Linked DNA regions of Homo sapiens: region 2 is linked to region 1. A link is a loop called in an ENCODE intact Hi-C map of the cell type or tissue named here. Cell type or tissue: endothelial cell of umbilical vein. All regions are shown on one strand.

Region 1 (8,000 bases):
TTATTGAGGGCTTACTAGGTACTGGGCACAGTATCAAGTATGTTATTATGTGTAATTCCATTCAATCTACTTAATAATATGTGCCCAAAGCCCTATTATTATGGTTATTTTACAATGGAGAAAACTGAGACAGTGTTAAAGTAACTAACCTAATATCCCATAGCCAATAAATAATCAAGCTTGACTGCAAAGTGCATGCTCTTAGCCTTAACCATTGTGCTGGAAATGCACCATCTCTCCCAATTATTATACAGGAAAACTTGTGACTGGGAATTTACCATGGCTTATACTGAAGGTCTTCATGTATCCTAAGGAGTCCGGCCCAAAGGAGATTCAGGAACATGAAAGCAGAGTTTGAACCTTTTTACATCCATGCTTTTTATTGGGTTTGGTTGGAAAGGAAGAGCTTGGGTGGACATGGGGGCAGAGGGATTTGGAGGGTGTAATTACTCACCTTGGGGCCCAAGATCAGGTTTTCTAAATTGAGAATTGCATAGTTACAGAAGGAACCCGGAGGATCCAGTGGGATCTAGTGACAACCATGGGATGCAGAATTAGTACTAGTGCCCTGATGACTCACCAGAGGTCGTAGTCAAAATGTATTAGCACTAGAAGTGAGTCTGGAGATCCTCTAGTCCAAAGCTCACATTTCACATGTGAGGACACTGAGCTAGATAGGTGAAGACACTTGTCTAATGAGGCACAGCCTGTTAAATGACAGGGTTAAACTAGAACCCAAGTTCTAGGGCCTATTACACAGTGGCAAGCCTAGAAATGGATTCTGGAAATAAAGCAGGGTAATGTCTGGGAGTCCCCAGGGCCATCATTCTGGCAGATGAGGTGGTGGGGTGGGGGTTGCAGAAGGGTTAGTTCCCTGAACAAAGGACCTCTCCACATCACCTTGGATAAATAACATCAGTCCCAGGAAAAAGGAAATCACATTGCCACATTTTACCTTGTCTAGGAAAATCCTACCTTGTCCTCTCTTGTATAAACAGAGCAAAAACACTGAAGATACAATAACAATACACAGTGAGAACACTACCAGCACACTCAACAACCCAGGGTAGTGAGTATGGAGGCCCATTGGCATGTCTGGAAATAGAATACACATGTATTCTGACTTACTAGGAAATAGCCCCAAGAGGCTGGGGTGGCTTAGCATGCAGGAGCACTATCACAGTTGAGTGCCCTCCAGGGGAGTTCCAAAGCCCCTAGGGGAAACTGCACTTTCTGCTCTCAGAAGTCAGGATTAGAAACTGAATCAGAAGGTCGAGCAGAGGCTGTCTCAGAACATCCTGAAATGCTTGGCATCTCTCTGAAGGCCTTGGGCTCTTTCCCAGTGGGCTTCCTGGGAGGAAATGACCCCAGTGACCAGGCTCAGGAAAAAGGAGACACATTCCCCCAGCCTCAGGATTTGCAGCTCTTCAGAGTAATTTCAGAGGCTTGTGGAGATTGGGACAGAACCTGTTACCTGCACAAAGCTTCCAGGCAAAGATGGAGTGAGAGTTGTTGTCGGTTCCCGGCTGTACAAATTTAAGTCAACTCTTGGTTATCTGGGTTCTGGAAGTTGCTAAGGATATCACCCTCTTCTTCCAGGGGACTCCAATTGTATGTCACATCATTTTCTTCCTTCTCTGCAGAGCACATTAGTGTGACATTTACAGGTACTATTCACTGAAGTCATTAAACTCTGGCTTCCCAAAATATGAGCCAGTGGTGCACCAGAGCTGGCTTGTACCAGCTTGTGAGAACCAATTGTTAAATTTCTAGAAATTCTGCAAGATGGTTGTTAAACACAGCCATCATTTAAAATTAAATTATAAAAATTTACAATTAAATTCTTTTAAAGGCAAAGGTAATAAATATTCAAAATTTATCACCTTCTAATTATTTTTCGACATTTGAATGTTACCTATGCTCTTGAGGTTATTTACATCGATTGTATCTGTGTGCTACTGGGCATGTCCTCCCAACTCGACATGGATTGAAATCAGCCATTGTGGGAGTATCCAGGCTACAGAAATTGGTAGATGCTACAAACTACGGCTTGATCTATGTTTGTCACTCTAGACTTGAAAGCAATGGAGAAAATGTTACTAATGCAGATTCAGCTTAAAAGTGAGTTGTGTCTGTAGCCATTATTGTGAACAGCACCATAAAATGAGGCAATATTTTTCTGGTATTTGAAAACCATTATCCAATTCAGCAAATAAATCACTCACATTGTTGATGAATGATCCAAGTACCAATATAAAAATAATTGTTGAATTACTTTTTTCTTATTACTTAACATAAATGAAAATATCAAGCAACATTCATGTCAGAACTACACTAGTTCATCAATTGCAACTGTAGGTTGTCTAGGGAGATATGTATTTGGCAAAAATCAAAAGCATCCTGTCAGAATTGGTTATACAGAATTAACGATAAAGAGTATTGTATATTTTATTATCACTTATGAAATTGTGTGCTATACACCTTTTACATCAATACAATTTATAATAAATATATACCCCCTTTCTAAAGAGAATTAGTTGAACATTTATCAGCACAACACTACGTGAAATGATTGTTTAAGTTGTTCTGTTTCCTGTTGTATGCGTATTTTCTTTACATTTTGTTTTGTTTTGTTTCAAAAGTGTCCATGGTGAAAAACTACAACCTTTTAAAGTCTGTTTTAAAAAATGCTTTTATTAAAGCAATCTAAAGATAAGCTGTAAAAGGTGTGGGCTACTGAAGGGTTGCTAAAGACCAATCATATTTAGTCAGGTAATAGCTAGATTTGGATCTGGCAAGAGGAAGGTTTTTTTTTTTTTCTTTTCCTTTTTTTTTTTGCTAAGAGATAAGAAAATGACCACCTATAGAGTTGATAAGGTTAGTGTACTCTTGGAAAAGCTGCTGCAGCCATGGCAGGAAGGAAAGAATTGGTATACAACTTTCTAATTAAGAGAACACTAGAAAGGAAATATATTCAGCAGTATAAATAAGGGAATCTTCTGTTTGTACCTGTAAGGGAGTAAAACATGAGCGATAAGCTGATAAGGCTTTTGGCTCCAAAAGAAAAACCTGGCCCGAAGTGTCAAATACTATATCTCTTAGAGGGATTTATTCCAAATTAAAATTAGTGATAATTTGGAGAAATATTTCCTAAAGTTTGAAGTAAGTCCTTGATTGGTTCTAACAATGATTAATATAGATAGGGATCAGTGAAGTTGAACAAAATTTGCATGTGTATCTGATATCTCAATGTTTTTCTGTAGAAACGTTACCTACTTTTCAAAAACAAAATTTTTTTTTGGAAGGCACTGAGGTGGGGGAGAGTGGTGAAGAATAGAATTCCCATATACTTTTCTCTCCAGGAACAGAGACATTATCTTACAAAACTGCTGACCAGAAAAGGTCAGAGTCATGGTTAGCTAACATGTCTTCATCCTCCCAAGCCAAATCGCATAGAAGCCACTGGAGAACTAGTTTGGAATTCCGGCTTCACTACTATGTAGTTGTAGGATTTTGGAGGAGCTGTACAGGTTCACTGAGCTTTAGTTTCCTCATTCACAATATGACGATACCAATTTCTTCCTCATATTATATCTAAAGACATATCTATGTCTATATGCTTGATCGTACATTATGTGCGGAGATAAACCGGTAACAGTGATTGCCTCTGAGAAGAGAGACTTACTTTCCATTGCGTAATTCTTAGGCTCATGGTAGAATTTGTGCAAGTGGATGAAGCACTGCCTCACTGGGAAACACTCCAGTGAAATAAAGCACAGAAAAGAGCCCGAAGAATAATTACTTGGTTCTGTATGACACATGTGCTTTTAAAGGGTTGTAGTGTAGGATGACATTGGGTAAGTCCATGGGCCTAGAAGCCTAGGTGGAGTTCTTAGGATTTTGTATGTAGACTATGAAGTTTTGGAAACGTTTGAGCTGGAGAGAAGACATTCTGATCAAAGGTGGCTTTCAGGAAAGGCTGGTGCGACAGGCAGGGTATTTATTAGAATGAGGCCAGTGACCACTCTGAAACAGACACAAAGTAAGTTCCCTTCAAGGGGCAGGAAGCTCCCTGGGATGGTGAGACCAGAAAGGCACAGAGGCTGAACCCTCGTGATGGCGCTAGGTCCCAGGTTCGCTAGCATCCGAGAGAGGGGATTGGGTCGCTCCAGAGGCCATTGCGAAGGCTGCTGCCAGTTCTAGGGTCGGGGTGGGGTCAGGCTAGGTCCCTATTCCTAGGGCTTTAGCACCGCTCACTCACAAGACCCCTTTTCCCAGGAGGACGTATGGGTTTTTCCTGTCGCTCCAGCTTCTCTTTCGCGGCCCTTCCACGCTTGTCACTTACCTGAGCGCAGCCAATCAGCACCTAGAGGTTGGGCTACTTTCGGCCAAAGGAGAACGGGGACTTGTGGGGGACGCTCCCTGCGCACCAATGAATGTGCATGGAGATGGAGAGGCGGGCCTGCAAGTGCGAACAAGCCAATCACGGAATCCCGGCGGCCGGCGGCCCGGGAGGCAGTCGCGCGCTCGCATCCCCAAGATGGCGGCCGTTAAGGACAGTTGTGGCAAAGGAGAAATGGCCACAGGGAATGGGCGGCGGCTCCACCTGGGGATTCCTGAGGCCGTGTTTGTGGTAAGAGGCACGCTGTTCCCTGGCATCTTGGCTTGAGGCCTTGGACTGCCCCTTTCTTCCCGGCTCCCACCCAGGCCTCGACTGTTGGAAGGAGCTGAGCCAAGTGTTCAGGGAGGGGGCGCTCGGTCTGCTCTCACCCCTCGCACCTGGACAGATTGAGCTCTGCTGGGGGCCCGCCCGGAAGAAACGTAGCTCGAGAAGGCCGTAGAAGAGAACGGGGTGCGGGGCCGGGACGAGGGGCGAGGGGCGAGGGGCGGCGGGTGGCAGGGCAGGGCGGCCTGAGGGACCTCCGGGCTGCCGCCGGTTTTCGTCCCCCTGCTGGTTGGAAAAGGGGAGGTGGTGAGGAGCTCTCGACTCAGCATGGATGCTGGAGACACAGTACAATGAATAGGCAGAACAGCCAGTGCTAAGATGTGAAAACCGGGAATATCACTTTGTCTGTTGAAGGAATGCAGTGGTCTCGGGAATGTTGCCTCGGGAAATGGAAGAAGAGACCGATGGGAAAATAGGATGATAGGTTGGGAGTGTAAAGTCCTTCTGTGTCTTGCTAAGGAATTGAGGTTTTCCAGTAGGCAACGGGCTGTCATCAGAAGGCCTTTCGTTTTAACTACATCATTCTAACAACTTAGTGGAGAATGAATTGTTGAGAGAGGAGGCTGAACCCTCCTGATGGCGCTAGGTCCCAGGTTCGCTAGTGTCCTAGAGGGGATCGGGTTGCTCCACAGGCCGTTCTGGAGGGCGCTGCCTGTGCTGGGTGGCTTTTTAAAAATTTTATTTTATTTATTTAATTTAGAAATAGTAGTTGAAAACTATTTGACTAATGAGAGAAAACATCTGACTGGCCCTCCAGGCCAGGTCATCTGTCTGTCCCCACTTAGCTACTATAAAATCTTCATGGAAGTTTCTCAATCTTTTGGTTTGTACCTTACCTTACCTCTGCCTTTTTTTTACTAACTACGTCTTATATCCTTCTAAAGACTCATTTATTTATACCACACTTGATATTGTATATTCGCATTTGCTGATTGAATTTCGTAATTGGTTATTATTTTGTGTTTTTATGAGCTGTGTCATTTATTTCTCTACATTGATCTATTATCTAACCATAACAAGGAATAAAATTTGTTGAGTGCCAGGCACTTTCTTAATGATTTTACAAAACTCGAGGTGGTAGCTACTACTGTTATGCCCGTTTTTTAGATGATAAAACTGAGGTACGGGGCACTTGAGTAACTTGCCCCAGGCCACACAGGATGTAAGTGAGGTATCCAGGGTTTGAACTTGGACAATCCGTGGAGGTCCAGACTGGCAGCTTACCCCTCATGCTCTGCTACTGGGAGGAGGTGAGGTAGTTCTCATGAATCGCCCTACTTCTCCTGGTCATAGCATAGTGCCTCACACATAGTATAAGCTCAAACTAAGTGTCTAATTGAATTTCCATAGGGCCTTAAATGTTACATTCATGGTGCTCAGCTAGAGATGGCGTCAGAAATCTAACTCGGGAGGAGACACTTTATCTGAGGGCTTTATAATGTCTTGAAATGCTTTTTCCCTACAATGTCGTGGTTATTTTTTTCTAGACCTTAAAATTTCTACCAACATAATGTAATAAGCAACCCAAATTTTATATAACTGTTTATGTTTCCAAACTATTAATAATTGAAGTGACATGGTATTGTAGAAAGATTATTGGCCTCTAAATAGACCAGGGTCTGAATCCTGGCTCTGCTTCCCAGTTGCTGCTTAACCTTAAGCATATTATTTTACCACTTTGAGCTTGAGTTTCTTTAACTGAAATAGGGATGACAATACTTAGAGAGTTGTTATGGGAAACAGAGAACATGCTTGCAGTATTGCAGTGTAGTAGGTGTCGAATAGGTATTAATATTCATGATGATAGGAAGCAATATACCATAGTGGTTAGAAGTCAGACCCAGTCCATTCCCCAACCCCGCTGAGGCAGTAATTTGTTTTCTTTCTCTGCTTGAATTGTTGTTTCACCCTTGTCCATTTCATGACCTCTTCATCTTTCCACATCTAGTTCAGATATCATCTCCCTGTAGTTTTCTCTGACCTCTACCCCAAAACAAAATCCCTGGCACTTTGTGTCCCTGTGGCACATTATGCTATACATAGGTGTCACGTACTCTTATAAGCGTTTCACATATGCTAACTCATTTAATCCCTGGTGACGAAAAGGTACTTGTACAGATGATGAGGAAATTGAGGCAAAGAGAGGTTAAATAACTTCCCTAAGGTCAACTCATCTAATGAGTGGCGAAGCTGGGATTCAAACCAGGCACCTCCTGTCTCTTAACCACAGCCTATGCCGCTATAGTTAATTCTTGCTAAACTCCAGCACCTGATAACATGTATCATGTGCCAGAAACTTACACTTCTTTCTCTTCCCTGCAGTGACCCTTCTAGGAAGATGGCATCTCTCTTTAACATACAGAACTCAGCCATTATCTCTCAGCCTCACCTTTTCAATTTCCTTTACTGTCTAGTTTGATGGCTTCTTAGTTCACTCCCTTGCTGTGTTTCTCTTCCTTTTTCTTCCTTGTTTCAGCTAAGATATTCTCTGGTAGCTAGTAAATATGGATAAGAATAATGATGTGAAGATCTTAGAAGCTATAAGATAATTGAAGTTACTTATAATAAAGAACTAGAGTTCTGTAAAGTACTAGACGACTCTTGTAGCATCTCTTTTAAGTTTCATATATTTTCATCTTGTTTCTGATCCTTATCTAATTAACTAGCCTTTCTTCAAGGATCAGCATGTGGTATAAAAAATATTTTAACATCAGTTTTACTGCTTTTCTTTTGATCAGTTATTACTGTTACAAAAGATTATTCTGTTTGCCTTTTAGGTTTACTTTGTTTCAGTTATTTGATACTGAAGGAAGCATTTGTGGATTGCCTTGGGAACCCAGTAACCATATTTAGTATGATTTCTATGGTAAAACTTGTTGAATTAAAAATAAGTAATAAAATTGATAATCTTGACATGCAACCTGTAAAATCATTTTGTGAATAGGATGCATGAATAGGCAATGTATTTGATTGTTAGTTTCATATTTACTACTAGGGATGCATGGGAAATGCATAAAGTGGTGGGCAAGGTCATTCTTCTTTTCCTATTTTTGAATAAAAAATGAAGAGGAAAGTGAAAGAATAAATTAGCTATATAATATATATGTACCATCTGAAATTGTCTCTAACTTTTTATAACTACAGGTTGAGCATCCTAAATCTGAAAATCTGAAATCCAGAATGCTCTAAAATCCAAAACTTTTTGAACACCAATATAGTGCTCAAAGGAAATGCTCATTGGAGCATTTTGGACTTTGGATTTTTGGATTGAGGA
Region 2 (8,000 bases), 120 kb before region 1:
TTTGCTGTGTCATAAACTTGATTTAAATGTTTGCATAGATCCATTTCCTTATTGAAATCCAATTCAATCTAAATTAGCAAATCTTTTTTTTTTTTTGAGACAGAGTCTCACTGTGTCACCCAGGCTGGAGTGCAGTGGTGTAATCTTGGCTCAGTGTAACCTCCACCTCCCGGGTTCATGCATTTCTCCTGCCTCAGCCTCCTGAATAGCTGGGACTACAGGCATGTACCACCACGCGCAGCTAATTTTTGTATTTTTAATAGAGATGGGGTTTCACCATGTTGGCCAGGATGGTCTCAAACTCCTGACCTCAGGTGATCCGCCTGCCTCGGCCTCCTAAAATACTGGGATTACAGGTGTCAGCCACTGCACCCGGCCACTAGCAAATCTTAATTGAGTACCTACTATATGCCATGTTCATTCATTGTCTAATTGGGAGATAGAAGCAAATACTGTATTGCCTTTTTTCTTGTCATATTTATCAATTTATTATTATAGCATTGTTTGAAATGTCAAAGAATTGGGAAACAGATGCTCATCAGTACAGAACTGATTAAATAAATTATAATACATTCATATAATGGAATAAAATGCAGCCGTTAAAAAAAAAAAAAGCAAGGAAGCTTGGTAGTAATACACAAATATCTCCAAGATATTTTGTTAAATGGAAATGCAGGGTAGAAGAACAGTAAGCTATGATTTGTGTAAAGATGTAGAAGAGAAATAGATAAATACCTAGTCAAGAAAAATTAATTTTTAAAATTTTCACCACACTAATGCATGCATATGCATGAAAATATTGAGTGGTACAGAAGGGCTTATAATAAATAGTTTCACTCCTCAAATGGAACCACTTCTTTCTCCTTATTTTCCTTTTAGTTCTTCTGTTACTTTGATATCTCTAAATAATATACTTATGATGTTCTTTCTTGATTTACCAGTTTTGGATATTTTCTATTCTTATTTATTATTGTGTTATATTGCTCTCACAAATGAGGATTTAGCTCACTTATACTACCCCATCTCCATTCTCCTCAATGTAGTTATGTTACTATTTTTTGTTCTGTTGGTTACTTTTCTAATCTTAAAGTTTGCTTATTTATTCTATTAACAATTGACAGTAGACAATATTTTTTGGCTCCCTGCTGTTACTTGTAGTTTTACCCTAAGCATTTATATTTTCACAGTTGTAAGCATCTATGTTCTGTGTTGTAACCATAATTGCATTTTCTGTGCTTTGTCTATGGTTGATTCTGAGAGTAGAAAATAAAGTGTTTATATTGTTATTATTATGTAAAGATTATTCTCTGTACAACCAAGCAGTGTAGTGTACTATGATTCCACTTCCTTTCTTACATAGCTTTTTGTTTTTTACATGGGGTTTTGAGTGGCTTTTTCCCCTTATTTTTCTGCCTTTATCATCTCCCAGAGCTCTACATCCTCAGAAGTAATATTAAAATATTTGGAATCCTTGCTTTTCCTAGGATTGCTCCCTTGAAACCCACTATCCTCTTACCCTGATCTGGTATCTTCTCTAGGCCTACTGCACAGCTGACATTCTGGGACTTTCCTTCATTATTCTCCTGGGTTGGATCCATTGTCACCTGGATTTTATGTTATCTTTCTTGGTTCACTGTGTCATTTTGCTGGAAAAGACTCTCTAGTAACTTCCTAAGAATGGTGTGTATTTCAGCTAAACTTTCTGAGTTCTGCTTGTCTGAAATGTTTTTATTCTTAATTAATAACCTTACTAGATAAAGAATTCAAAGTGGAAATTTTCCCCCTCATAACTTTGAAGGCATTGTTTCATTGTTTTTAAACATCCAATGTTACTGATGATAAGCCTTTGTAGGGCATTTTTTTCCCTTCTCTGACAGCTTTTAGGTATCTCTCTTTATTCTTGATGTGAAATTTTCTATGATTTTCTAACTATGATATAGTTAGAATGTGGATATTTTATTCAAACTGCTGTACACTTCAATCAGAAAGTGCTTGTCTTTCAGCTCTGGGCAATTCTCTGTTGTTTTTTGTTTGTTTGTTTTGTATTCCCAGATAAAACAATCCACAACCTACCTAGTTCCTGGAGAGAGGAAATCTTATTTGTAACTCAGTCCAATTCCATAATTTAAACAGTTTCTTCTAGTTTATATTGGTCTTTGGGGAATGACTTCTCATTCCTTCAATTACTTCCGTTACTCCCCATGTTCACTCTAAGATGGCATCAGAAGTATTGGGAAGATGACTTAAATAAAACTACACTGTAAGGAAAGGAGGCTTTCTAGTCTCATGCTGGTTATGGTAGTCAGTGTAGGAGTCCTTGTTCTCATGGTCAGTGTTCTCCTTAATTTATCCAATAGAATCCTGTCTCATGGACTTGAAGTCCTAGCAGAAGGAGATGCATCTCTCACTTCAAGTCCATGAGACAGGATTCTATTGGATAAATTAAGGAGAACACTGGTGATGCTTCCTCTCTCACAGCTCTCTCCTTCCTTTTCCCCCTAAGTTAATAGGACAGAGATATCATATCCTTTTCTCTATTCTTTGATAATTCCTCCCTGTTTTTTTCCCTTTCTTTTTCTAGAACTCCTATCAGTCACAAGTTAAAGGTCCTAAATTGACCTAATGACTCTTTCTTTTTACTCATATTTTCTGTCTCTTTTATTTTGTTCTAGTTTCGGCTTTTTAAAATTTTATCTTCCAACTCTTTTATTTTGGCAATTTTATATTTTTAATTTTCAAGAGTTTTTTCTACATTTGCTGGTTACTCCCATTTCACAGCATCCTTTTTTATTTTATTGATATGATATTGAAAATGTTAGATTGCCTTCTGTTTTTTACAGTTACCTGTTTCCTCTGATAATTTTTTTTTGTTTAATTTTTAAAATCTTCCTTGTCTATCCCTTTTTAAGAATAAAGCAACAAAAAGTGAAGTGGTAGCTCATTATTTGTGGCCTTGGCTTGTCAACATGAGGCTTCACTTTACGGTGAATAGGTTGGGAGCCAGCTCTTTTGTTCAGGTATCACTCTGTTCTAGACCTGAGATATCTTGCTGTGGGACACCAGTCTTAGCCATTGCTGTCATACTTCCTCCCAGACAGTTTATCATTATTATTGTTATCATTATTAACTATTAATTAGAAGAATTCTTGATGCTGCTGTTACTGCAAATGATAATGATTATTATTATTATTATTTTGATAAAAGAATGAAAGCTTGGTTATTAAACATTTGGTGTATACGCAGGCCAAATCATGAAGGAACACAAGAGAGTAGCTAGAGTCTCATTGCTGGTAGGAGGAACAAAAGGGGTCCAAGAAATCACATAAAGGGAGGAACATGATAAAGCAACTTCATAAAGTTGCTTATAAATTTCTGGGCTAATACTTGAGCAATGTATGCATGGATCTGATCCTAATTAGCATAATTTAGAACAGAATTAACCAATAGACCACCGCATAGATCCTATACTGACCACTAGGTGGTGCACATGCAGGTATGATCCAAAGAACACTACAAAGGCTCTGAAAAATTAGAACCGCTGCCTACAGAAGGCTGCGGAAAATTGAACCTGAACCTAACTAGGTGGATTGTTACAAAAGTAACAACATTCTCCATAGAATATAAACAAGACCCAGCGTGTCAACATAATATTCCAAATACTGGGAATCCAATTCAGAATTACTTGGTATGTGAAGAACTGAGAAAATTTCAACTTGCATAGAAAAGGACATTAACAGATGCCAACACTGAGCTGACACCCATGTAGGAATTGTGTGATAAAGACTTTAAAGCAAATACAGATTGAGTATCCTTTATATGAAATACTTTCAGATTTTAGATTTTTTAAGATTTTAGAATATTTGCATTATACTTACTGGTTGAGCATCCCTAATCTGAAAATATGAATTCCACAGTGCTCCAATGGTCATTTTCTTTGAGTGTAATGTTGATTCTTATAGAATAAGAATATAAAGAATGAGAATATTTTTGTATAGCTGTACAGTGTGTTTTAAGCTAAGTGTTACCAGATTCAAAATATTAACAAGTTTATAAAGTAAAAGAGTTACGGTTAATTATTGAAGAAAGAAAAAATTTAGTTTTTATTGTTATTTATTTATTTTTTTGTGATGGAGTTTTGTTCTTGTCACCCAGACTGGAGTACAACGGCAGGATCTAGGCTCACTGCAACCTCCACCTCCCGGGTTCAAGTGATTCTCCTGCCTCAGCCTCCTGAGTAGCTGGGATTACAGGCGTGCACCACCATGCCTGGCTAATTTTTGTATTTTTAGCAGAGATTGAATTTCACCATGTTGGCCAGGCTGGTCTTGAACTCCTGACCTAAGGTGATTCATCCACCTCGGCCTCCCAAAGCGCTGGGATTATAGGCATGAGCCACCGTGCCCAGCCAAGAAAGAAACAATTTTTAATATAGTGTAGCCTAAGTGTTCAGTGTTATAAAGTTTCCAGTAGTGTACAGTAATATCTTAGGCCTTAACATTCCCTCACCACTCACTTAATTGCTCACCCAGAGCAACTTCCAGTCCTGCAAACTCCATTCATGGTAAGTGCCCTATACAGGTGTACTTTTTTTTGGTCTTTTATTCTGTATTTCTACTGTACCTTTTCTGTGTTTAGATACACAAATAGTTGTCATTGTGTTACAGCTGCCTATGGTATTCCATATGATAACATGCTGTACAGGTTTATAGCATGGGAGCAATAGGCTATACCATATAGCCTGGGCATGTAGTAGGCTGTACCATCTTGTTTGGTATAAGTACACTGTATGATGTTTTAATGACAATGAAGTTGCCTAACGATGCATTTCTCAGGACGCATCTCCATCAATAAGTAATGCATGACTGTATATCCATTCGATCAAATATTATTCATAAAAAAGAAACAAAGTATAGAAGCATGCTACAATCTGAAAGAATTTGAAAACATAAGTGAAAGAAGCCACACAAAAAGTCACATATTGTGTGATTTCACTTATAGGAAGTATCCAGAATAGCTAAATCCATAGAGACAGAAAGCAGATTGGTGTTATCCTGGGCTGGTGGGAAGGAAGAATGTCGAGTAACTGTTTAATAGGTACGGGATTTTATTTTGGCGTGATGAAAATGTTTTTGAACCAGATAGAGGTGGTGGTTGTACGATATTGTGAAGGTACTAAATGCCGCTGAATTGTTCACTTTAAAATGGTTAATTTTATGTTATGTGAATTTCACCTAAATTTTAAAAAATGTGTAAAAGGATTTTAATGGACGTTTTTCCAAGGAAGATATACAAGTGGTCAATAAACACGTGAAAAATTGCCCCAAATCATTAGTCTTTAGGGAAATGCAAATAAAAACCACAATGAGACATTACTTCCCACACACTACTACCCAATGTCATCTACAGATCCAGTGTAATCCCTATCAAAATTCCAATAACATTTTTCACAGAGATAGAAATAAAATCATAAAATTCATATGAAACTACAAAAGTTCCTGAATAGCCAAAGCAATCTTGAGAAAGAAGAACAAAGCTGGAGAAATCACACTATGTGATTTCACAGTATATTATAAAGCTATAATAATCAATGCAATATGGTACTGGCATAAAAATAGACACATAGACTAATAGGACAATAGAGAGCCCAGAAATAAACCCATGCTTATGCAGTCAACTAACCGTCAACAAAGATGTCAGGAATATTCAATGGGAAAAGGATAGTCTCTTCAATAAATGATGTTGGGGAAACAAGATACCCACATGCGAAAGAATGGAAGTGGATCCTTATCACACGTATATACAAAAATCAAGTTAAAATGAATTAAAGACTTAAACATAAGACCTGAAAGTGTAAAACTACTAGTGGAAAGCAGAGGAAACACTGCTTGACATTGGTCTTGGCAAAGATTTTATGAATACGACTCCAAAAGCACAGGCAACAAAGGAAAAAAGAAACGGGTGGGACTATATCAAACTAAAACGCCTGCACAGCAAAAGAAACTGAACAAAATGAGAAGGCAACCTACAGAAGGGGAGAAAAATATTTGCAACCCATATATCTGATAAAGGGGCTGATATCCAAAATATATAAAGAACTCATATAGCTCAATAGCGAAAAACCCAAATAATATAATTTATAAATGGGCAAAGATCCTGAATAGACATTTTTCCAAAGAAGACATATAAATGGCCAATAAGTACACGTAAAGGTACTCAGCATCACTAATCCGAGAAATGCAAATCAAAACCATAATGAGTTAGGATGGCTATTATCAAAAAGTCAAAGATAGAAAACAGTATAGAGACTCCTCAAAAAACAAAAAATAGAACTGTCATATGATTCAGCAATCCTATTTCCAGGAGTATATCCAATAAAATTGAAATCAATATCTCAAAAAGGTGTTTTAAAAAACCAGAAAATAACAAGTGTTGGCAAAGACATGGAGAAATTGGAACCCTTGTACACTGTTGGTAGAAATGTAAAATGGTACACCCACTGTGGAAAATGGTATGGTAGTTTCTCAAATCAAGAATATTATTACCATATGATTCAGCAGTTCCACTTTTTGGTATATACCCAAATGAATTGAAAGCAGGGTCTCTCCATCCGGGTTAACACGGTGAAACCCCATCTCTACCAAAACTACAAAAAATTAGCTGGGCGTGGTGGCAGACGCCTGTGGTCCCAGCTACTGGGGAGGCTGAGGCAGGAGAAAGGCGTGAACCCGGGAGGCGGAGCTTGCAGTGAGCCGAGATGGCGCCAGAGTGAGACTCCGTCTCAAAAACAAAAAAAAAGGAAGCAGGGTCTCTAAGAGATAGTTGTGCACCCATGTTCATAGCAGCATTATTTACAACTCAGTTTCTTAGCCTTTTTTAAAAATTCTGCATTTCTCTTTATTAATTTATTCTATTTTCTTTGCATTTTATTGTTGTATTCTAAATTCTTGAGGTGAAAACCAGGTTTATTTTCTGTCTTCCTAGTTTTCTAATAAATACATTTGAGGTCATAAATTTTCCTCTTCACTCTGGGCCCACAGGTTTTGATGTATATATAGTAAGGCAGTTCTGATGTTTTTTGTTTGTTTACTTGTAAATAATTTGTACTTTCCATTTTTATTTTCTCTTCAACCCAAGGGTTATTTAGAAGTGCATTTAAAAATTTAAAATTTTGAAATTTCCAGTTGTTTAGACTTGAGGGAGGGACTAGTATGTTAATTTTTAACACTACATTATGGTAACTGATTGTGGCCTGTGTGGTATCAGCCTTACGGATTTTTAAAATATTTCCTCTGTTACCTAGAACAGGGGTCCACAAACTATAGCTTGTAGGCCAGGTTGGCCTGGGGCCTACATTTGTAAATCACGTTTTATTGGAATATAGCCACATCCATTTATTTACATATTGTCTATGACCCCTTTCCAGCTATGATTGTAGAGCTGACTGTTGTAATAGAGACCCTGTGGCCCACACAGCTTAAAATATGTCTTTACTTCAAGAGTTTGCTGATCCCTGACTTAAAACATAGTCAATTTTCACAGCTTTTTCATTTGGGTTGAAAGTATGTATATTTTCTCTTGGGTACAAGTTCCTTATATCCCCGTCAGAATAAGCTTAAGTTGTGTTATACCAATCCTTATATCCTTCATTGTGGTTTTGATTATTGATATCTGAGAGAGATGTGTATGTATAAACTTCCCATCCCAACTAAATTATTTGTCCACTTTCATATTTTAGTCAGAGTTAGCTTTATATCCTTTGAAGCTGTTTTTTGTTTGTTTGTTTGTTTTAGTGCAGAATATTTACAGGTCATAACTATTAAACTTCTCTGTGTTTTTCCTTCACACAATATGAAATAGTCCTCTTTGTCCTATTTATTTTTTATTTATGCCTTGAATTCTTTCTCTCTAAATAATATTATTGTTCCCGTCAGGATTAGGTTCAGCAGCATATATTAGAAAAAAAAATTTAAATAAGAAATAAAATTAGAAATGTTTTTTTT

The links. Peaks named below come from ENCODE experiments on the same cell type or tissue, not always from the same donor. Only the 100,000 strongest peaks of a DNase experiment are listed, where the experiment ranks them.
Region 2: it touches region 1 in a loop (2.6-fold over the local background); 18 of 110 quality-filtered maps call a loop at or near these places.

Annotation. Positions count from the first base shown.
Region 1 is chrX:155,211,943-155,219,942 of GRCh38, forward strand. VBP1 (VHL binding protein 1) reads left to right here and starts at 4,518. Exons shown (of 6, transcript NM_003372.7): 1 at 4,518-4,633. The coding sequence starts at 4,541. RefSeq lists enhancers at 4,171-4,959, 4,270-4,564, 4,562-4,641 and a silencer at 4,812-4,901. In endothelial cell of umbilical vein, a CTCF peak has its summit at 4,961 (motif pointing left); DNase peaks (open chromatin) are centred at 4,439 and 4,999; H3K4me3 peaks cover 1,342 bases; H3K27ac peaks cover 1,254 bases.
Region 2 is chrX:155,091,194-155,099,193 of GRCh38, forward strand. The region is part of intron 7 of BRCC3 (BRCA1/BRCA2-containing complex subunit 3); the gene reads left to right. Among named protein-coding and RNA genes, the nearest start is that of BRCC3, 24 kb to the left of the region's middle. In endothelial cell of umbilical vein, a CTCF peak has its summit at 3,463 (motif pointing right); no DNase peak of the experiment used is centred here.